Regions from separate parts of the Homo sapiens genome. Here region 2 is linked to region 1. A link is a loop called in an ENCODE intact Hi-C map of the cell type or tissue named here. Cell type or tissue: PC-3. All regions are shown on one strand. Links, peaks and the distances in the headings refer to the core of each region. The heading gives the core; the rest is flanking DNA. Region 1 has its middle 250 kb from the start of SHOX2. Region 2 has its middle 290 kb from the start of VEPH1.

Region 1 (12,152 bases), core at 5,348-9,347:
AGGCGGAGGTTGCAGTGAGCCAAGATGGCGCCACTGCACTCCAGCCTGGGGGACAAGAATGAACCTTCGTCTTAAAAATAAATAAATAAATAAATAATAATAATAATACATTTTTATACAATGACTTAAAATTAAGCTTAATTTTAGAAATCCTGAAAATCCAACAACATTTTATAATATCCTAAAACTGAGGTCAAAAGAATTACTGATCTGAATAAAATATAGCACTGCTTTGAATATCATTTGAGGGAGAGTAAATTATATGTGGTCTCATGAAAAATGTCCTAGATGAAGGGTATGGAGAGATTTAATTTCACATCATGGCATTTACACAGATTACTCACTTGGCCAAAGCAGATGGCCTCTGTGGGCCTCTCTTTCCTCATCTTTAGAATAAACTAGGTGATCCTTTTCAGATTTAAAATTCTGTGATCCAACCAACATTCACAAGTCTGAAGTGATGAAGGATATTAAACATTTTCTGGATCTATTCCAAACCCTCAATATAGCATTATATCTAAAATTCAAGCCCTGAGTTGAATTCCCATTTCCAGTGTAATCATGTATTATTAGTCTGTTCTCACGTTGCTGTAAAGAACTACCTGAGACTGGGTAATTTAGAAGAAAAGAGGTTTAATCGACTCACAGTTCTGCATGGCTGGGGAGGCCTCAGGAAATTTACTATCATGGTGGAAGTCAAAGGGGAAGCAAGGCAGGCCTTCTCATGGCCAGAAAATTGGGAAAAGAGGGAGAGCAAAGTGGGAAGTGCTACACACTTTTAAACAACCAGATCTCATGAGAAGTCACTCACTATCATGATAACAGCAAGGAGGAAATCCACCCCCATGATCCAAAGACCTCCCAGCAGGTCCTCCCCCCAACATTAGGAATTACAATTTGACATAAGATTGGGTGGGGACACAGAGCCAAACCATATCATCATGCTTTTAATCATGGTTCACACACAGGAAATCTAGGCCGTAATCATCCATGTATTTGTGGAACTTCCTAATAAACCATAAGCTTTTTGAAGAAAGGGACTGAGTGTTGTTTCACTACAGATCCTCTGTGCCTGATGTACAACACAAGCCTCATACATAACTGGCTGAATGAATAAGTAGGATTTGGGAATCTATAGGTAATTCAGGTAACTACAATAACCTGTGCTAATTCAGGAAAGGAAGAGCTTCAATAAATAATGCCAAAAGGAAATATTTTACCAGAGCAAATAGTAATTGCAAACTGACACAGATTATGCCTCTTCTTATTTAGTAATTCTCAAATGTAGGTTGCAGATGATTAGTAATATGTGGGGGTGCTCCACATCCAATCAAGAATTCCAGACACAGGCAGCATCTACTACAAATGTAGCACTCCTCTTTGACAAACCAGCAGTTAGGGGAGCAACTGTTGCTCTTAATTAAGATCTATTTTTCTTTAAAAAAAAATTTTTTTTTGAGACAGGGTTTCGCTCTGTCACCCAGGCTAGAGTGCAGTGGCGCGATCTCGGCTCACTGCAAGCTCCGCTTCCCGGGTTCACGCCATTCTCCTGCCTCAGCCTCCCAGTGGCTGGGACTACAGGCGCCCACCACCACGCACGGCTAATTTTTTATATTTTTTAGTAGAGACGGGGCTTCACCGTTTTAGCCAGGATGGTCTCTATCTCCTGACCTCGTGATCCACCCGCCTCGGCCTCGCAAAGTGCTGGGATTACAGGTGTGAGCCACCGCGCCTGGCCTTTCAAAATATTTTAATCAAATGTTCATGTATTAGACTTATCAAAAATATGGAATTGGTTGGTCCTACAAAAGATAACAGAAAGTATATATTTCAGAGAATCAACTATAAGTTATTATTATTAGCAAGAAAGGTAATTAAGGTGACCAGACACAAGATCAACATATAGAAATAATTACATGGCAGTTAAATATACTTAGAAAATTTAGTGAAGATAGGATACCTTTATCAATAGAGAGCAGTTGTATGCCATAAAGTACCCTGGCATAAAATGTCCATGCAATGAATAAGAACTATATGGAGAAAATTTTAAAACTTTATGAAGAAACATAAGAGAATATTTTATTAATTGAAGAAGTATACCTAGTTTCTAAATAAAATGACCCAGTATCTTAAAAGTATAAATCCCTTCCCCAAATAAATCTATACACTTAATGCAATCCCAATCAAAATCCTAACAGTAAAATTTTATGAAACTTGACAAGCTGATTCTAAATTTATGTAAAAGAGAAAATGCCAAGAATGTTTGAAAATGAACAATGTGATAGCACTTGCTTTACCAGATATCAAAATATATTTAGAGGTTATCATAACTAAAATAGTATTATATTGATGCAGAAATAGACAAATAGTTCAGTGGAATAGAATAAGGAGTTTTAAAACAGATCTATGTGTTCATAAGAATGTGTTTTATTATATAGAGAGTGTTACAAATGCAAAAGGGAGTGTGGAGACCAAGGTATATACTATGTAATAGTTACTACTTTCTATCGATAAGGGTATCCTATTTTCTACTTTCTATTAATAAAGGTATCCTATCTTCACTAAATTTTCTAAGTATATTTAAATTTTCTAAGTATATTTAAATTTTCTAAGTATATTTAACTGCCATGTAGTTATTTCTGTATGTTGATCTTGTGTCTGGTCACCTTAATTAACTTTCTTGCTAATAATAATAACTTATAGTTGATTCTCTGAAATACATATTTTTTGATATCTTTTGTAGCACCAACCAATTTCATATTTTTGATAAGTCTAATACAAGAATTAAAAGGCGAGGCATGGTGGCTCACGCCTGTAATCTCAGCACTTTGGGAGGCCGAGGTGGGTGGATCATGAGGTCAGGAGATCGAGACCATCCTGGCTAACACGGTGAAACCCCGTCTCTACTAAAAATACAAAAAATTAGCCGGGCCTGGTGGTGGGCGCCTGTAGTCCCAACTACTTGGGAGGCTGAGGCAGGAGCATGGGGGTTAACCCAGGAGGCGGAGCTTGCAGTGAGCCGAGATTGCACCACTGCACTCCAAGCCTGGGCGACAGAGCAAGACACTGTCTCAAAAAAAAAGAGAATTAAAAGTATGAAAAATGAGGTTTTAAATCTTGAGGCAGAAAAAGGCCATTCTAAGCAATATACAAAATTTACAAACCACAAAAAAAATCAGTTTTGAGTACCTCGAAAATTTAAATTTCTATACAAAGAAAGATGCCATAGACAGAATTAGAAGATAATCAACATTCATCAAAAGACACCATTAGGCAAGAGGCAAGCCACAAAGTAAAAGACTATGTAAATAATCCCTACAGATCAATTTTTAAAGCAGATAATCAAACAAAAAATGGTTAAGGTATTTAGATCATATGCCTCATGTGAGACATTTCACATGAGTAAATATTCAAATAATCAATAAACATATAAAAGTATTCAATCTCATTGGTCATCAGGGTAAGGTAACCTCAGTAAGAATACCCATCAGAATGTCTGAAATGAAAAAGACCAACAGTTTTATGTATTGGTAAAGAAGGGTATGGAGCAAGTGAAAGTCTTGAACACTCCTGGTGAAAATGTAAATTAGTACAATCTCTTTGACAAACTGTTATCTACTAAAATCAAACATACATACTGTCCCTGGTGTATTCCCAACAAAAATGCAATTCACCAGAAACTACGCATAAGCAAAGCATTTATCATATTATCTCAAAACTGGAAATAATCCAAAAGTCCATCAACAGTAGAATGAATAAATTGTTTCATATTCACACAATGGAATATTATACAGCAATAAGAATTTTTAATTAATTCATTTATTTTTGGTATATAAGTTCCTCTACTCACTTGTTCACTTTTAAAATCAGCCCCAAGCCATACTCTGGCATCTAACCCGTTATCTAATTATGTGACTAGAGACAATGTATGGAGAAGGGAATGATGAGTACCTGCATTCTTTTACAAGGTACTTCTCTCAGGTGGAAATGTGATAATAGCCTCATCTGACATGGAGGAGAAGCTGCTCAATCTGGAGAACAAGGGAACTTTACATGGAATTCGGGCTCAGCATAATCCAGTCATCTGAAATCTCTTGTATATCTCTATTCCAGTTCTCTTTCATTCTTTTACTGAATAATTACTTTCACGTAAAGGATCCAACTAAGCTATGAATTCAACTGATGGCACACGTTTGGCATCTCAAAGGATTAAATCTTTATTTGATATTGAGTAACATTAGTCCTTGGGTTTCAAGAAATAAAAGACACTTTTAGCTTCATCTAAAAGTCTTCTAGTCTTGGAAAGTCTTCATGAAATTATTGGAAGTCGTCATGAAAATCTTCTAGTTTCACCCCAATGCCTTGAGTCAAAACTTAAGAGACTTGACTTATTTATTTTATTTAAGATGCCCAGGGCCCTGGAGCACCTATCCTACTCATAGTCTTGAATTTCTCATGTCTCCTCATACTACCTTGTGACAATAACAAAATTTTTATCCACAGTCTTATCCTCAATAGACACTTCATTCTAGATCACCACAAGCAATAATTCAAATAATTTTACATCATAATAGTTGTTTCACCACCCCTTGCCACGGTCTGCCAAATTCAAATCTTTGAATACCAGTAGGATTCCCATTGCCTTCATCCCCCTTCAGGCTATGTAACCAATTCCAGCTCTTCCTCAGTTCCTTGAGGGTCTTTTGACTATGATCTACTCTCTTGTTAATTACTATAACTTTTGGAGTTTTTATTGCAATCAATAGAAATGATCTCTGGCTAACATAAGCAAAAAGAATTTTTAGAAGGCCATCAGGTAGCTCACCACATCAATGGAAAGCTTGGAACTTGAGCAAGAACAAAGGGAGATTAGACAGCCAGAAACAGTCTAGTAAAGACACAGCCTATGGCACTATCAGAGCCACTACAGAATATTAATCAACTATCCCTGTGGCTTTGCATCATTTCCTCAAGCTTCAGTGACTTAGGCAAGAGTAGCAAATTAACCAGGCCAGGATGCTAGGATGTTTCAATAAAAAACAAAACAAAAAAGACAAATGTCTATTAAGTAACTCAATGGAAAAATAAGCAAGTATTTTAATGGTTGCTATGTAAGAAGATAGATTAATAAATGACCAATAAACATATAAAAATATTTTACCTCACTATAAAAATGCAACTTGTAAGAAAAGTTATAATTTCTCATCCAAAAAACTGACTGAAAAATTAGAAGACTAATAATATCCTATGTTTGTGAATATGGAAGAAAAAATGCATATTTTACAATATACACATTCTATGGTAACATAGATTGGTACCGTCTTTTGGAGAGGCAAATTTTTATTATCTATCAAAATCTACATGTACATCTTTTGCCCCAGAAATTTGACTTCTAGTAATACAACCTAGAGAAATATTCACATGTTCATAAAGATAGATCTACACAGATGTTCACTGTAGCATTGACTGTTACTGTACAATTGGAAACAACCTAAATGCCCCAAAATAAGAGTCAGTTTAAATAAATTATTACACATTCCTACACTGGAAGTCTATAAATAAACAGACAGATCTCTATATACTGCTTGGAAATCTCTCTTAGGTATACTCTTAAGGAAATGAGACAAGTTGCAGAATAAAACTTATAATCCCATTATATGTAAAATAAAAAATAATGTGTTTGCATCTATGTAAACAAAAAGAAGGCTGTAAAAAAGGCACACCAGACTCTTAACAGTTGCTACATCTAAAGACCTAAAGGCCTTCCACATTCTATTCTATGAACTTAGGTATTTTGTGAATGTTTTTATTTTTTATTTTATTTATTTTTTAAATTATTTTATTTTATTTTATTTTTGAGACAGAGTCTGCTCTGTCACCCAGGCTGGAGTGCGGTGGCATGATCTTGGCTCATTGCAACCTCTGCCTCCTGGGTTCAAGTGATTCTCGTGCCTCAGCCTCCCAAGTAGGTGGGATTGCAGGTGAGCACCACCATGCCCAGCTAATTCTTGTATTTTTAGTAGAGACGGGGTTTTGCCATGTTGGCCAGGCTGGTCTCGAAATCCTGACCTCAAGTGATCCACCCGCCTCAGCCTCCCAAAGTGCTAGGAATACAGGTGTGAGCCACTGCACCAGGCAGAATTTTTACAAGAAGAATGTACTCATCTTTCATTTCTATAGTAAGAAATGTAGAATGCATGAGGCTAGTAGATAAAGCTGAAAAAGGGGACTAGGTTCAAGCAGCAGAGATGCAGGCCTGGAATTATAGTCTTTCCTGGAACTATATGGATCAAAAAGAAGCAGAGTTCATAGTTAGCTGTGGCACATGTTTGAATCTTTACTCCACAACTTCTCAGTTGTGTGTTAGCAGGAAAATTACTTAACCTCTCTGAGCTTCAGCTTCTCCCATCTGTTTATAAAATAAGAATAATCATAGTATCTATCACAGAGTGGTTGTGAGGACTAAATGAAATAATTAAAATGCTCAGTACTGTGCCTAACCCATTGTAAGAAAGTCATGAATGGTGGCATGCTCTCACTCACTCTCTCCCTTGCCTCCCTTTAACAAAGTAAGGGGAGTATAAAGCATTACCCTTTATTTTGACAACATCTTCTATTCAAGTACTCCCACTATATAAGAAATCATTTCTATAGAAGATTTTTGTTGTTGTTATTGTTATCTCCTCAGTTTTCAACTCATTTTGACTTAGGCAGGATCATATTAATGATCCCCACTTTCTCAGATGAAGGAACTAAGTTCCCGAAAGGCCCGATGCCTGGCATAGGTCATAGGCTTCACCACTGAAGAGTAGACTCACCACTCCTGCAGAAGCTCCCAGGCACCCAAGGCCACCCTTTTTCTAATCAAACCTTAATAGGTGCTGCTTCAGGGCATGTAGCAGAAGACCTTTAGTGGAAGAAAAACATAAGCAATTTGTTAAAAATATTTTTGCACAGCAAACCATGCATAGCTTTGGGTTTTACCCTTAAAAGCCTCTTGTTTTAAAAAAGAAAAAAATAATCCAAAATCTGATCAATAGCAGAGAAGCTGTAATACTGATCTCTTTCACCAGAGATATTTACAACCGAATAGGGCTTTGGAGCCAAGATTCTAACAGCAATGAAAATGATGTGGCCAGAGAAAGGGGTAAAGAAAGATGTCGGCGATAACATCCTTGGGATAACTCTAAGCTCCATTACACTATCCAAAAGAAATATAATAGGATTTGAGGCCCAATTATTACTTCCTCCATCTAACCCCCTTCATTTAACATATCATTAGTATTTTTAGACGAGTCCCTCAGGGCTCTCACACTTTCGTAGGTGAGTCAGACAGCAAGAGCAGTGGCAGCTATCCAAGGAAACTGATCCTTCCTTTAATGCTCCCTTCTGGTTACCTGCTATAATGCAATTATCATGTACTGAAGCAATTTTCGGGAAAATGACTTGACAAGAAGAACTCTGTCATTTTATAAACAAGAACAAACGTTGTAATTGGATCTTAATTACACAATGTTCTGAGAGGTTATTTTTATTTCTTTGTTTGTAATGCAATTATTTAGCTTCCCTATTTTAGCCTTGACCTTGCAGGGAGAGGGTATTTTCCAGTCAGCATAATGCTTTATCTTTGAAAGCTGCAATCAATAAGGATAATTAATGATGCCGGCTGCAATGATAGCCTCAGCAATCATTATCCCACATTAATCCCTGCAGTCAGGCTGGGGTCAAGGCCATCTAAATCATTCACCCAGGGGTGGAGAAATTCAAATAATTTACCAATTTAAATCCTTGCAAACAAATCCCACTTTATTTTCAAAGCAGTTTGAATGCTGGCTGGGTTTGTTTTGTGTATTTTCACTGGGTGCTTTTTTTTTTAAATGACAGAGTATATACTTTATATTAGCATTGCGGTTTTGCTATGTTTGTGTTTTGATAAATTAATGTAAAAACATGCAGCACATGAATGCTACTGAGCCTGGAGGTACATGGCACATCTAGCATTTCAAACATTGTCCCTAGCTTTAAAAGAAGAAGGGGGAGAAAGAGAAATGTGAGAAATAGGGGAGGGGAAAGAAAGGAAAGGGAATGGAGGGCAGAATGAGATCCAGTGGCTCAGGCTAGCAGAGACCCTGGGAAGAAGGTTGAAAAATTACAAGTTGGAAAATCTTTGAGGTGAAACTGCAGGCTTATTCAGTATTGTGGAGAAAGAGGACTGTTGGATGTGAAACTTCATGGTGGATCTTGCAGAACAACCTCTGTTAAGGTCTATTTCTTCCTAATTTTTGCCTTTTGTACCCTGCCTTTCCCAAACAGGCAAATTGGATGACTTGATGTATGCTTCTAATTGTCTGCAATAGATCACACCCTGTTATGAAGAATTCCACTGTGCTCCCTGATATTTTTCAATGATTTAATTTTAATTAATGTTTTGCTATAAATCATACGCCTAGTCGGAATACACTGAAGATGATACCAAATTGATGCCTCATCTATGTGTGTGCCTGTGTGTGTGTGTGTGTGTGTGTGTGTGTGTGTTTCCAGAACTGAAGTAGCAAGTGAAGAGTTATTTTATTCCATTGGGTCTCAATAAATATTTGATGATATGATTTGGCCTAGTTTACCTCAGTCCCCTTTTATAAAGTCATGTAACATATAGGAAGAAATCGTAGCAGCTGAAGTGAACTTTCCTGGCACAGTAATTAGGGACTGGATGTTTGTGGGGGTTGGAGATGGAGGACAGCCGAGAGATAACTGCTGCAAGCAGAGTAAAAGATCTGGAAAGCACTCAGCCAGAGTCCCTCTCTCCCCTCACCCGTGGGAAGTTCTCTGCAAAGACTGTGTTGAAAGCTGCTGAGAATTTATCACCCGTTGCTTTTTCATTATGAACAATGCCTGCTAAAGAGAAAGCACTTAACATGTCTGAGCACCATTATTATATTCACGATAAGGAATTCTTTCTAATGAGATTTTATCACTTTATTGCCCATCTTCCAAATGCAGATCCTTGTTTCATCCTGGCAAAGGAAAAAACAGAAGATATTTTAGGGGTCTTGGGATAATGTGAGTGGAAGGAAGAAGTGAGTAAAACTGAACTAAGAAGAGGAAAGTGAATATGTATTTGAACATGGAAAAGCACATGTCATTCTAGATTGGACTATAAAATAGCATGTTCCCTTCCAGCTCTCCAGCAGTCTACTCACTTGCCATCTGCCTTTCTAGGCTTGTGATTTTTGAAAAAGAACCCAATCCTCTTCTATCTTCACTCTACCTTCTCTGGCCTCTTCACCTTGCATTTCTTCAATAAGCATTTGTTGTTGTTGTTGTTGAGCACCTACAAGCAGAGCTGGCTATGTAATTTGCAGACCCACTGCAAAATGAAAATTAGAGGCCTCACCCAGGACAGTGAAGTCAATCTCCATTGCCCATGAGCCAGCCACCCCAATCCATAACAGACAGGCATCCCCATCAAGGGACTGCAACCTTTGCACTAGAGGCACTGGCACCTGAATCTAGTAGTGGAAGAGAGGCCCCTACAGAGTCATACACCAAATTCACCATGGAGCTTCCAGCCTGGGAAAGGTACAGCCACTGCCTTGCCCTATCTAAGACACCATGAGGCACACATTCAACTGTAAACCTTCTCTACCCATGCCCAGGCCCTGCTGAGGGCTCAGAGTAACAGTAGAATGTGAGTGTCTTCCTACCTCAGCAGTGTGACCTGGTTAGTACCTCAAGCAGAAGGCAGCAGCAGTATTAGGACAAGTAGGGAAGTGGAGGATAGGCAGGGCCAGAGCACCAAGAGGCATGAAGCAGGCAGTCTAGAGCCCATCCTGGAGAAGTGGCAAGGCAGTGTGAGCCCAGGCATTGAGCCCCCTGACACACACCTCACTGTCCCATTGGACTTCACTTACACTAACCCAGACAAATACAAATGTAAAGATAAAATTATTAAGAACTTCAAGACAGCAACTGTAGTGCAGTTAACCCCAAACACAGGACCTTTCTGAGAACAGAGCCCTTGTCAATTGCACTGACCACTCACCCATGTGGCTGTTCTTCCTACTATGTACCAGGGGGAAGACCCATAGAAGGAAAAGACTCAAATGCCTGATCTCTAGAAGCTTATAATCTAGTAGGAGACACAGGCATTTAAAAAAAAAAAAAAGCTACATCACAATGAGGGTGTAAGTCATTGACCACCAACTGTGTCCCCAGGCACTGTACCGAGCACCTTACATGGATCATCAACATAATTCTCACAATGACCTCATGAGGCAGCATTATTATTATTACCCCTATTTTCTAAATTAAAAAAAAAACAAGGTTTAAGAAGTTAAGTAACTTCCTCAAGGTCATATAACTGGAAAGAGGCAGCCCCAGGATTTGAATGCAAAATAGATGCTCCTAAGCCTACTACCCTGCTGCTTCCCTTATCAGAGAGATTTGTGCAAAGTACTCTACAGAGAACCCAGATGTCACTAGCACTGCCCTGCAGGAGTTGAGAGAGGCACTAGAAAAGTGACACATTTGAGCTAGATTCTGAAAAATGAGCTGGAATTTACCCATCAGAGAAGAAGGAATGATGGGCATATAGACATAGGAGGGCATAGAAAAATCAGGAAATTCTTATGGATGAAGCAAGGGATACATGGCAGAAAGCATAGGGGAATAAACCTGGGGAGCAGAGTGAGCCCATACAAGAAGCACGTCCTGTTAAGGCCTTGGGCAGTGGGGAACAGTGACAGTAAGATGGGTGGTAGGTAACATGATCAGATTGCTAATCTCTCAAGCAGCCCGGCCAAATTTATATGGAACACAAAGAAGAAAACACAAAAATGATTATCTTTTTTTTTTGGAAATCATTCTCAACTTATGCCAAGGATTTTGCAGAGGCCCTGCAAGAGCAAAGTCATTCTTCCAGAACAGCTGCCAACTCAGAGAAGAAAAGGCTGAAGAATGAGTGAAGACATACAAGTCATTGGGAAAAACCCCTAAAGAGAAGGAAAACCTAGGGTGGTCAGAAATGTGAGCTCATTCCCATGACAGCAGAAGAGAGGGGCCGTGGAATAAGGCCTCTTCTGGTAGCTATTGTACTGAGATATTGTTACTGGCCAGACCAGTGTTTGAAATGAACTAATATAATGGAGCCAACTATGGCATCCCAAAGAGTTACTTACAGCCAATCAGTGACCCCAAACTGGATTGGAGTCAAATAATGTCAAGTTTAATGCTGGCTTTGCCTCTAATAAGCTCTGCAATCTTGGGCCTGGACAGCTACTTATCCCAAAACATTTTCCCAGGAGACAGGTGGCTGAGACAAGGTGAAGATACACATTAGAATCAGACAGATCTGATTTCAAATCCCAGCTCTGTCACTGGCCAGTTGCATGACTTTGGGCAAGTTATTTACCCTCTAGAAGACCTGGTCTCCTGATCTGTAATGAGGATAAAAATTTTAACCATAAAAACATATTAGAAGTATGAAATTATATAACAAAGTAATGCGTGCCTGGAATACTACACAGCATGGTGCCAAAAACTCTCAGTTGCCCTTATCTTTTCTAGTCTTCGTTGTTCTCATCTGTGGTGAGAGGGAGCACTAGACAAACTCCAAGTAGCCCCCTAGCTCTACCATTCCTTGACTCTAAAACCTTCCTCCGTTTCCATCTTTGAGCACACTTTTCACACCACGCTGTGTCCTAGAGACAGAATGACTAGTACTGTCTCTGCCCCTGTGGAGTTTAATATTCTGGCAAAGAAGCATTTTTTAAACCAATTATTTGTGAGTGATAGCAAGGAGAATGAGTTGCCCAACAGTAGTTTTTATAAGCTGGGCGGGGGGGGGGGGGGCGGGGCTCCCTCTCTCAAAATGTCTTTCCTCATACCTGAAAAGTTTCCTTTTGAGAGTCAATCCTTGGAAGTTTGAATTATTGAATGGGAGATAAAACACCTTAAGCTATTCTTGGCTAATGGTTTAGAGTGATTGGTTAACAGTGAGGTAAGAGCTGGAAGGGAATAGGGATAGCAGGATAGAGGCCTAGAGCAAGGGCAGGGGTAGGAAGGCATCAGAGAGAAGATGAGTGCCCCACGCAGAAGACTGAGCATCTGTGGCGTTTGTGCTAAGTGGCTGAACTCCCCTCTCCCCGGCTCAC
Region 2 (12,152 bases), core at 3,072-7,071, 61 kb before region 1:
GATCATCTCACTCCACTACTTAAATTCACCCAGTGGCTCACCAAAGCTATGGATAGACTCCAAATACCTTAATGTACCATGCAAGGGCCTCAGCAATCTGGCCCTTTCTTACCACTCTGGTTTTGCATCCTGGGTACCAGTGATCCCCATCCTAGTCATACAAAAAGGACAAGATCTGGGCCAGGAGCCTGGGACAGAAGCTGGTGTCACTTCCCTGCAGGCTGCCCCCAGAAAGGAATCCAGTGAAAGCTGAGACTGTTTTGGGGAAAGGCTGGATAAAAATCCTGGCAGACATCCACGCTAGCTGTTGTTTCCAAGACCAGCCAGGAGAAAGGTGCTTGTCTGAAGGCAAAGGAACCAAATTCAGGGAACCCACATGGAAGTGAAGGCAGTTTTAGGACATAAAAGGAACAGCAGAGACCAAAGCAATTCTCTGAATTGAAAAGCAAGCGACTGACACACTTTCACTCAAAAGCTGCAGGCTGAGAGCTTCCCAGGCTGAGTTTAGGACTATAGTTTGGAACTACAATTGGCTCTGAGGCACCACTTAAAGTGCCCCAAGGTGTCAAGCTGTCTCCAAACTACATATAAATGTGCTGTTCCTTCTGCCGAGAGCTCACTGACATTTTATCTGCCTGACAAAGCCACCCTTAAAGCATTGCCTCCTGTAGAAAGTCATCCATGAATCCAAAGGCAATATTAAGTCTAGGTGACATTCTGGGATCAACAGAATGTGAAGTATGTTTGCATTTGGTAGGGAGCATCCAGTTCATCTTTGAACCACAGAAAATCATTAGAAATGCGTATATATATGGAGGAAGCCCTTTTTCATGCCACTTACAAATGGAATTCGCTTTCCCCACTGTGATTTTTGATGTGGTATGTAGACAAACGCTAAAAGAAACTTTAAAAGGCTAGATCAAGATCAGATGACATGCCTAACTGACAGTTCCTGTATATGATCCAAAAGCCATTGATAAACCAATAAACCCTACAAAGTGTCTAAAATTATTTTTAAACTTTTTCAATTTAGTTATACTGAATATGGTCCTGGTTAGTGATAAAATTAGTAAGCCTATAGCCTACCTGCTCATCCTATGGAGTAACAGATGGAGAGACTCGGACCTGCAGCTTGTTGAAAAGAAAGTTAATTTAGAACTTTGAGGAGACACTCAAAAGCCAATTGGATGAATTTGGTTATCACAGGTTATTGCTTTTTGTAAATTAGATTGACTTTTCTTTGTGTCCATTCTACTTTAACTGTATCTGAAGAGTTAAGCCAGGTGAGCCACCACTCAGAAAAGGATCTAAATAGTTTTGCAGCTAAAGAACTCCCTTTAGTAAGGGCTTTCTTCAACCTAAGAGAAATTAACAAAAAGGCTACAATGAGTATGGTTACCTAGATTTAAATGCACACATTTTGGCTAGCAGTAAATCAGGGAAAACTATTTGTCTCATTATCAAGGGGATTTGGCTTACAGAATCCCTCTCTGGGAAACCATGCTAAGAATACCCTGAGATTTGCCCTCAGGCTTACCAATAGTACCACTTGGGGACAATATTATTAAAGAGTAGAGAAAGGGGTCTTGATTATTTTTTACAGTATTTAAACTGTCCTCATAGAGACAGGCAGGAAGGCAGTAGTTACTTTGATACCCGTAGCCCCTTGATTAGAATTATTATTGAAGTTTCCCCTTAGAATAACCAACAGGTTACTATTTAACAGCCTGAAAATGCAGTTATAAATTAATTTGATCAAATGTTTTCATCTCTGTCTCCAGAGACTAGTCTTGCGGTGAACCAAGAGCCTAGTTCAGATCTCCTGTAGATGAATATTTAGGTGAAATTTTCCTCTGAAATTCAAATTTCTAAATATTGATACACCTCAGAAGAGGTTCTAAATTTCTCAAGGTTGGAACCAGGCATAACCAGCCTACACTTTCTACCATGAGTTACATTTGTGACCAAATAAAAGTTACTGTGAACAGCCAAACTAAAATGGATTCCAAAATATTTAATTTGAAGGAACTCATTCTTGAAAATTTAGCTTCCTTATAAATGAGTTATTTTAAAGGATTGTCAGAAGACTATCAGGTCAGGACATTGAGCTTCATTCGCTATGCAGCTATGTTCCATGCTCCAATGTTGAGACACTGTGAGTTCTGCTCTAGAGAGCCCTGGACATCAGGGGAAATGCAGGCTGGCCTCATGAGGTCTGGCCTTGTATGTTTCTTGTGCCTGCTAATTTTGCTAACCCCATTGTAGTTGCATAAGCCCAGAATGCTAAGCCGAGGTATAGCACTGCCAACCTCATAAACCCTTTAGACCCTTTCCTCTGGAAAGAGGAGAAATTTGAGTGAGAGCCAGCCACAATGCTGACATTCTGTAACAGATGAAAATGGACTGCAGGTGTGTCAGCAACCCTGGGAACCAAAAAATTACCACACAGGGGATTTGTAGGTGAGGAGACTGGACTAGATAACAAAGACATATCAAATACTTACATCTATTATACTTTTGCAACAGACAGTTTAAGAGAAAACAGTTTATTTAGATCCACAATCACATTCTAGAGGTGACTATTTACCTGAAGCAAGAGTATCAATTGCCAACAGAACACTGCGAGGCAACCAGCATCTTGTCTCTTCCAGTATGTTAAAAATAACCAATACTTATAAAAGAATTCAGTGATATTCTATGACCATATCTGTGCCAGTTACCTCTAAGAGCCTACCAAGAATTTATAATCTATTTGGGAAGAGAGCAGCTACATATGAAGCATCAGGGAACTATTAGATTCTTACCTGTACCAGAGTAAACGTTCAGTACTCTCCAAACAAGGTGTATTTATTTTCTATGGTAACAAATTACCACAAATTTGGCAGCTTAAAGAAACAGAAACTTATTCTCTCCCAGTTCTGGAGGCCAGAAATCCAAAATCAGGGCCACACTCCTTACTAAGAATCCAGGGGAGAATTGCATCTTTGCCTCCTCCAGCTTCTGGTGGCTGTAGGCCTTCCTTGGTTTGTGACGACATCATTCCAATCTCTGCCTCCACGGTCACTTGCCTCCTCCTCTTCTGTGTGTCAAATGTCCCTCTCATTTCTCTTATAAGGATGCTTGTGATGGCATTTAGGGCCCACCCAGATCAGCCAGGAAAATCTCCTTATCTCAAAATCCTTAATTGTATCTGCAAAGATGTTTTTTTTTTTTTTTCAAATAAAGTAATATTCACAGGTTCTAGAGATGAGGATTAGGCATATCTTTGGGGTGCCATTTTTCAACCTACCACAGAAGTGGAAGTTCACTGTAGGACTGAGTAGTCAGTTTCCTTCTCATCCTGAGATGATGGATTTTATGCAGCACCTTTAAAAATAGCTAACATTTCAACTGGCAGGCACAAAAAGTTGAGCGAGCATTCAAAGTAGAGGGAAGAGCAGGTGCAAAGACCATCATGCATTTTCAGCAAATGAGGTATGAGGCCATATGTGGTGCCCATGGGGAGTGATTATCACTGCTCACCAATCCCTAATGGAAGGCATGTAGTAATGAGCAGGGTTAATCAGGCTGGACAGGTAGGGTGAAGCCAGATTATGAAAGCACTTGAAATACAAGTAAAGCAGTCCAAACTTGATTTAACAGACAACAGGGAATTATTATGGATTCTTAAATAGGGAAGTACCATGATGGCTAATTTTCTGGGGCCCCAAAGCAATCACTACATCTTCCCAGCATTTACTCTATCCTATCTCATTAGCAAAATCTCAGCCACTGTATTTATTTTCCTAAATTATCTTTTTTGGGGGAAACATTAACAAGAATTCAGTATAATCCACATAATGAAAAGATTTTGCTACTGGATTTATTCTATTAGAAAAATAAAAAATTAAACATAAGCCATATTTGTGTATATATATATATATATACACACATCTGTGTGTATATATACATACATATATTTCCATTACTTTGCTTGAAGGAAAAGCTCTGTTTATGAGCAATTATTTATACATCTGGCTTATAATAAAATCATATTATGCAAAAGAACAGAATCAACTCAAAGATGAAATTCTGATTATAACAATATGGGGGCTTTACAATATTCCATTAGGGAGAAAGGAAATGCTAGTCAGCAACCCAACCAGGAAAAACTATTTTGGTCCATAAATTATGCAGCTTTGTGTTTATTCAATTAAGTTAATCCTAAATGAATCCTTCTGTGAAAACGCTATGTAAACACTGCAACATACAACAGGCAAGCAGTGCTGGGGGATGCCTGCGCAGAGGATTGCCAATTGGATCTGTCCCACCATGGAGCGGCTCCAGTTGCTCATTCGCTCAACTCCACCGACATCTCCAACAGTGTGAGATCAGGTTTAATAAAAACTCCGTCTGGCTCCAGGGCCGCGCAAATCCAGGTGAGGCCTCGCAAGTCCTTGAGACTTGATTGTTTGGGGCTACAGCAACAGAAATTTGATGGAGGTTTTATTAAATCTGTGAGAGACTTAAGAAGCCTCCTATTGCTTTAAAAGGCAATATAGAGTATTGGGAGGGCTGCCCTTCTGGGTACATATTGAAAGTTCTATTGTAGTATGAGGATTTGATAGGCAATTGTCCCTTTTCATGACTCTGCATTGAGTAAAGCAGGTCAATATTGGAATTCATATACACATCTGCATTTGCTATAATTCCATTTCTACATTCACAATAAATAATTGACTTAGCAGGGTTAAAACTAATAGCTATGAGAACCTCTGTACTTCAGGAAAGAATTTTCCCTCTGCAATTTGCCCTGTGGCTGGTATCCTTCTCTAGGCCTTGATGATAGTCACCTGGGAGCTCAGAGTTTGATTTCTAATTGATAGAGAGCTCCATGATATAAACTCAGCTCGTTCTTTTTTTTTTTTTAATCTATAATAGCAATACAGTCAACACTGATTCGACTATTTGGTTACAGTGAAGAGCAAGTGGTGGCCCAAATAAAGGAAACAAGGAAGAGGTGGTAATGGGACAGCTGGAAAACATTATCTACCCCCAAGAAAACAACGCTGGTGGTCAGCTAACATTGCAGGGTTTTGAGATAACAGTACATGAAAAACCTTTGTGATTTTCTTCTCCCAAAATGTGGGTTATGTTAAAATTCCATGAAACTAAGATTTTAACTTGATGCCTTTGGATACCAACAGAAACATATTTTCAAAATGGTATTCATTGTAGTAATTTAACCTCTCTAAGTCATCTGGAAGACACAACAATTTGGAAATCACCAATGGTAAATAAGGTATTTTGTTTTTCTTTCTGCCGCTACTATTTAAAGTAGGATGACTCACAGCCTCTTGGAGCTAGTACACTTCTATCATGAAATTTTTTTTAAAAGGAAACAATAAATACATAGTAGTCTCACAAGGAGATATTTGGATGACTTATTAAAGCTCTAATCTCTACCAAACTTTGGAAATATGCATGGTCAATCTAAAAGTGCTAATATAAAAAGTCACTGAGTTATAAAACTAAGGAAGTATTTTGGATTACTTTGAATAGAAGGATGTGCAATTGTGGACCTTAATTAAAATTTGTGGATCTCACAAAAAGAACCACACAGTGCCAGCAATTCCATGTCTCAGGCCCACAGTCAGCTCAGTATTTTGCTACCACTAGTTTTCTCCATTTTTTTTTAATAGCATGTAGTAAGTGAACAATAATAGAACTGATTCTGAAGGTTATTTAAAGCAAGGCATTTGTAGGTGCATAGCTGTCAGATTTTTGAAGAATAATTCCAACTATGTCTTAAACTAAAATTTTGTTATTCTCCTGCACAGTAGCATAAAACAAAATGTCCCACAGCAATTCAGATTGAAGTTCCTTGTGCTCAACGTCCAACAATAAAGGGAACAATCTTTAAATAACTTAAGTAGTTATTTTAAAACTGTCTCCTTTCAAAAATATGTTATCCAACGTCTGAGTCTTTCAGAAGTTAAATCTTTGAGAAATGAAATGAGGAATCTGGCGATTAGAACTAGGGTACCATTATGGCCTTGGTCAGATATGGACACTGCAATTTTTCAGATACAAAAAGACTGCCAAGTAAGTCTAATAGTTTCCCATTCCACACCCCCCCACCCCCGTTACTTTCTCTGTCTCCTCTCTGTGTGTTGGGTGATGGAGGAGCAGTGAGTGTGTGCATATACACATGTGCCTGGGTGGGTATGATAAGTAAGCCTGTGTCTGTCTTTGATCTTAATTTTCCCAATCAGGAGGATGAAAAGAAGACAGATATGGTGAACCCTAGAGGGACAGTTTTTTGTTTTAAAAATGTTAACTGATGTAGATACCATTCAGGTCCTGTATTTTATTCAAAATTCAGAAAGGAAGACTCATTCCACCTGTGAAGGAAATGGGCACTCTCACCCCATAGAAAGCCTATGATTCGGAAAATGTGAACACTAAGGAGGACCATTTGGAAATGTTTTTGGTCTTGCTCCAGTGCCTGCAGAGGCTGTGATGGATATGTTGGCTGAAGGCTCTTCTGACTTCCACCCCAAGCCACCACCTTGGTACACCGCTGCTGCTCCCTCCCTGAAGTATTTTCAGGCCATGGACAGGGATCATCCACAAAAAGTTTTTTGCTCTTATAAATGTTATTGTTACAAACTTGTAAATGAGTGAAAAAAAAGAGTTGTCAATAGCCCTTCATATGTTTGTTTAACAAATATTAATTTCCTGTCACTCTGTGCTCTAAATAAGATGGAAACAAAAATATATACAACAGTGCCAGTCCACAGTGCAAACATCAATAAACAACAAGCCAGGCCACTGAATTGCTTCCTCCACGTTGTTAATAATGTTATCATCGTTTATTACTAGTAAACTTTTGACATAGAACCTGGTTCTGTTTGGCCCATGAAAAACAAGGCTTCTATGACCTAAGTGGTATAACCTCAGATAGACAGTTCTGCTTAGATAACACCCAGGATGATGATTAATCCAAGGAAGAGCAGAGTACAGCTGGTACAATGTCTACCCCTTCCACCATACTCACCCACAGCCTTATTTTTAATCATTTTTCTATGATTCAAATTTAAAACTGGAACAAAAATATTACTAGTTTTTTTTAAGTTGTTTGAGGACACAGAACAAGTGTCACTTTCTTCATGTTCTCCTGTGCCTAATGTGGTGTCTTACACAGAGTAGTCATTTAATAAGTAGTTAAGTTGACTTGGACCTACTCCATTTTCAAAATATCTAAACAATGACTAAAAATAAATTGTAAATCTTAGGAAGAAAGCTCTGGTGTAATAAGAAGCCTACCCACTCTAATTTAAGGGGAAAAAAGGTGGGTAAAAAATTTCAACATAACTACTCCTCAAAATCAATCAGTTTATGAATAAAATGTATCTTTGTTCAACAAATTCATCTATAAACATAGTTATTAATTCATTGAGTGCACATATATTTTTTTGAGACAGAATCTCACTCTGTTGCCCAGGCTGGAGTGCAGTTGTGAGTCAGAGTTGACTCACTGCAGCCTCTGCCTCCTGGTCTCAAGCGATTCTCGTGCCTCAGCCTCCCAAGTACCTGGGACTACAGGCATATACCACCACACTTGGCTAATTTTTTTGTATTTTTTAGTAGACACGGGGTTTCACCACATTGGCCAGGCTGGTCTTGAACTCCTGACCTCAAGTGATCCACCCACCTCAGCCTCCCAAAAAGCTGAGATTACAGACATGAGCCACCATGCCCAGCCACATATTTTCATTAAACACCTACTATATACTTGATCTTTTACTAAGGTGTAGAGTTTTAAAATGTTGTCATACAGAGAGATGGGTAAGAGATGGATAGAGAGATAATGATGACATCAAAGCTGTCACTAGGTTATCATGGTCCTTTCTGCACAATGGTTTAAACCTCACAGAAGGTAGAAACGTCATGCACAAGACCAAGTTTTGTACTTCCTTGCTGTAGACTTGCTTCTTTCTTTCTCACTGGCTTCATGTTCTCAACTCACACTCAATTCCTTTCTCTCTAGCTCTAGGTTTCTTTCTCCCTGGCTCTAGCTCTAGCCTAGAGTTTATAATTACATTTCATGTTGGAAATGCCTACATCAGTAAAGGGAGCTTTAAAAATTCATTTTTGAAATGTTCATCTGGTAAAATAAAGTTGCTATACATTTTGGCATATCAGCTCTGGCTTCTCTCATCCTCTCTGACATGGTAGGCTCTCAGAAAGTTTACCAACAACTTGATGGCTACTGCCAATTCTGATTACCTTTGACCTTCTTAAGAGGAAAACAGCATTACTTTCATCTTGCCTTCTGCCTCTGCCTTCTCACTCCAGAAAACCAACTAAAACCTTTCCCCTGGCTCCACCTTGGAAAAGCCTGGCAATTCCTCAAATGACAAACACCGAGTTACCACATAACCTAGCAGTTCTACTCACTGGTATAAACCCCAGAGAAATGAAAACCTATGTCCACACAAAAACTTAACATAAAAGTGAAAACAACCCAAATGTCCATGAGTTGACGAATGGAGAAACAGAATGCAGTCTATCCATAAAATGAAATATTATTCTGTGATGAGAATAAATGAAGTACTGATACATGATACAACATGGATGAACCTTGAAAACATTATGCTTAGTGAAAGATGTCAATCACATAGGAGAACATATTATATGATTCTATTGATATGAAATGTTCAAAACAGGAAAATCTAGAGGGACAGAAAGCAGATTAGTGTGTTTGTTCATTCCTAGGCCTAGGAGGGATGGGGATTTGGGAGGTGATTGTTAAGGGGTACAGGATTTGTTTTTTTTTTTCTTCTTCTTTTTTCACTTTTTTTTTTTAAATTATACTTTAAGTTCTGGGATACATGTGCAGAACGTGCAGGTTTGTTACATAGGTATACATGTGCCATGGTGGTTTGCTGCACCCATCTACATTAGGTATTTCTCCTAATGCTATCCCTCCCCTTGGCCCCCCACCCCCCAACACCCCCAGTGTGTGATGTTCCCCTCCCTGTGCCCATATATTCTCATTGTTCAACTCCCACTTATGAGTGAGAATATGTGGTGTTTGGTTTTCTGTTCCTGTGTTAGTTTTTGCTGAGAATGATGGTTTCCAGCTTCATCCCTGTCCCTGCAAAGGACACGAACTCATTCTTTTTTATGGCTGCATAGTATTCCATGATATATATGTACCACATTTTCTCTATCCAGTCTAACAGTGATGGGTATTTGGGTTGGTTCCAAGTCTTTGCTATTGTGAATAGTGCTGCAATAAACATACATGTGCATGTGTCTTTATAGCAGAATTTGTAATCCTTTGGGTACATACCCAGTAATGGGATTGCTGGGTTAAATGGTATTTCTAATTCAAGGTACTTGAGGAATCGCCACACTGTCTTCCACAATGGTTGAACTAATTCACACTCCCACCAAAAGCATAAAAGAACTCCTATTTCTCCACATCCTCTCCAGCACCTGTTGTTTCCTGACTTTTTAATGATTGCCATTCTAACTGGCGTGAGATGGTATCTCACTGAGGTTTTGATTTGCATTCCTCTAATGACTAGTGATGATGACCTTTTTTTCATATGTTTGTTGGCCACATAAATCTTTTCTTTTGAAAAGTGTCAGTTCATATCCTTTGCCCAGTTTTTGATGGGGTTATTTGTTTTTTTCTTGTACATTTATTTAAGTTCTTTGTAGATTCTGGATATTAGCCCTTTGTCAGATGGATAGATTGCAAAAATTGTCTTCCATTCTGTGGGTTGCCTGTTCATTCTGATGATAGTTGCTTTTGCTGTGCAGAAGTTCTTTAGTTTAATTAGACCCCATTAGTCTATTTTGGCTTTTGTTGCCATTGCTTTTGGTGTTTTAGTCATGAAGTCTTTGCCCATGCCTATGTCCTGAATGGTATTGCCTAGGTTTTCTTCTAGGGTTTTTATGGTTTTAGGTCTTACTTTTAAGTCTTTAATCCATCTTGAGTTAATTTTTGCATAAGGTGTAAAGAAGGGGTCCAGTTTCAGTTTTCTGCATATGGCTAGCCAATTTTCCCAACACCATTTATTAAATAGGTAATCCTTTCCCCATTGCTTGTTTTTGTCAGGTTTGTCAAAGATCAGATGGTGGTAGATGTGTGATGTTATTTCTGAGGCTTCTATTCTTTTCCATTGGTCTATATATCTGTTTTGGTACCAGTGCCATACTGTTTTGGTAACTGTAGCCTTGTAGTATAGTTGAAGTCAGGTAGCGTGATGCCTCCAGCTTTGTTCTTTTTGCTTAGGATTGTCTTGGCTATACAGGCTCTTTTTTGGTTCCATTTGAAATTTAAAGTAGTTTTTTCTAATTCTGTGAAAAAAGTCAGTGGTAGCTTGATGGGAATAGCATTGAATCTGTAAATTACTTTGGGCAGTATGGCCATTTTCACAATACTGATTCTTCCTATCCATGAGCATGGAATGTTTTTCCATTTGTTTGTGTCCTCTCTTATTTCCTTGAGCAGTGGTTTGTAGTTCCCCTTGAAGAGGTCATTCACATCCCTTGTAAGTTGTATTCCTGGGCATTTTGTTCTCTTTGTAGTGATTGTGAATGGGAGTTTGCTCATGACTTAGCTCTCTGTTTGTCTATTATCAGTGTATAGGAATGTTTGTGATTTTTGCACATTGATTTTGTATCCTGAGACTTTGCTGAAGTGCTTAAGAGCTTAAGGAGTTTTTGGGCTGAGACCACAGGGTTTTCTAAACATACAATCATGTCATCTCCAAACACAGATAATTTGACTTCCCCTCTTCCTATTTGAATACCTTTATTTCTTTCTCTTGTCTGATTGCCCTGGCCAGAACTTCCAATACTATGTTGAATAGGAGTGGTGAGAGAGGGCATCCTTGTCTTGGGCTGGTTTTCAAAGGGAATGCTTCCAGTTTTTGCCAATTCAGTATGATATTGGCTGTGGGTTTGTCATAAATAACTCCTATTATTTTGATATATGTTCCATCAATACCTAGTTTATTGAGTTTGTTTACCATGAAGGGGCATTGAATTTATTGAAGTCTTTTCTGCATCTCTTGAGATAATCATGTGGCTTTTGTCATTGGTTCTGTTTATGTGATGGATTACGTTTACTGATTTTTGTATGTTGAACCAGCCTTGCATCCTAGGGATGAAGCCCACTTGATCATGGTGGATAAGCTTTTTGATGTGCCACTGGATTCGATTTGCCAGTATTTTATTGACGATTTTTGCATTGATGTTCATCAGGGATATTGGCCTGAAATTTTCTTTTTTTGTTGTGTCTCTGCTAGGTTTTGGTATCATGATAATGCTGGCCTCATAAAATGAGTTGGGAGGAGTCCCTCTTTTTCTATTTTTTGACATAGTTTCCAAAAAAAAATGGTACCAGCTCCTTTTTGTACCTCTGGTAGAATTCAGCTGTTACTCCGTCTGGTCCTGGGCTTTTTTTGGTTGATAGGCTATTAATTACTTCCTCAATTTCAGAACGTGTTATTAGTCTATTAAGGGATTCAGCTTCTTCCAGGTTTAGTCTTGAAGGGTGTATGTGTCCAAGAATTTATTTCTTCTAGGTTTTCTAGTTTATTTGGGTAGAGCTGTTTATAGTATTCTCTGGTGGTAGTTTGTATTTCTGTGGGATCAGTGGTGATCTCCCCTTTATCATTTTTTATTGTGTCTATTTGATTCTTCTCTATTTTCTTCTTTATTAGTCTGGCTAGTGGTCTATCTATTTTGTTAATCTTTCCAAAAAACCAGCTGCTGGATTCATTGATTTTTTGAAGGGTTTTTCAAGTCTCTATCTCCTTCAGTTCTGCTGTGATCTTAGTTATTTCTTGTCTTCTGTTAGCTTTTGAATTTGTTTGTTCTTGCTTCTCTAGCTCTTTTAATTGTGATGTTAGGTTGTCAATTTTAGATCTTTCCCACTTTCTCCTGTGAGCATTTAGTGCTATAAATTTCCCTCTAGACACTGCTTTAGCTGTGTCCCAGAGATTCTGGTACATTGTGTCTTTGTTCTCATTGGTTTCAAAGAACTTATTTATTTCTGCCTTAATTTTGTTATTTATTCAGTAGTCATTCAGAAATAGGTTGTTCAGTTTCCATGGAGTTGTGTGGTTTTGAGTGAGTTTCTTAACCTT

Evidence for each region. Peaks named below come from ENCODE experiments on the same cell type or tissue, not always from the same donor. Only the 100,000 strongest peaks of a DNase experiment are listed, where the experiment ranks them.
Region 2: it touches region 1 in a loop (2.9-fold over the local background); 2 of 110 quality-filtered maps call a loop at or near these places.

The regions. Positions count from the first base shown.
Region 1 is chr3:157,848,816-157,860,967 of GRCh38, forward strand. No RefSeq gene overlaps it. Among named protein-coding and RNA genes, the nearest start is that of SHOX2, 250 kb to the right of the region's middle. In PC-3, for the core only: no CTCF peak of the experiment used is centred there; a DNase peak (open chromatin) is centred at 7,366.
Region 2 is chr3:157,789,696-157,801,847 of GRCh38, forward strand. No RefSeq gene overlaps it. Among named protein-coding and RNA genes, the nearest start is that of VEPH1, 290 kb to the left of the region's middle. In PC-3, for the core only: no CTCF peak of the experiment used is centred there; a DNase peak (open chromatin) is centred at 5,316; H3K27ac peaks cover 670 bases.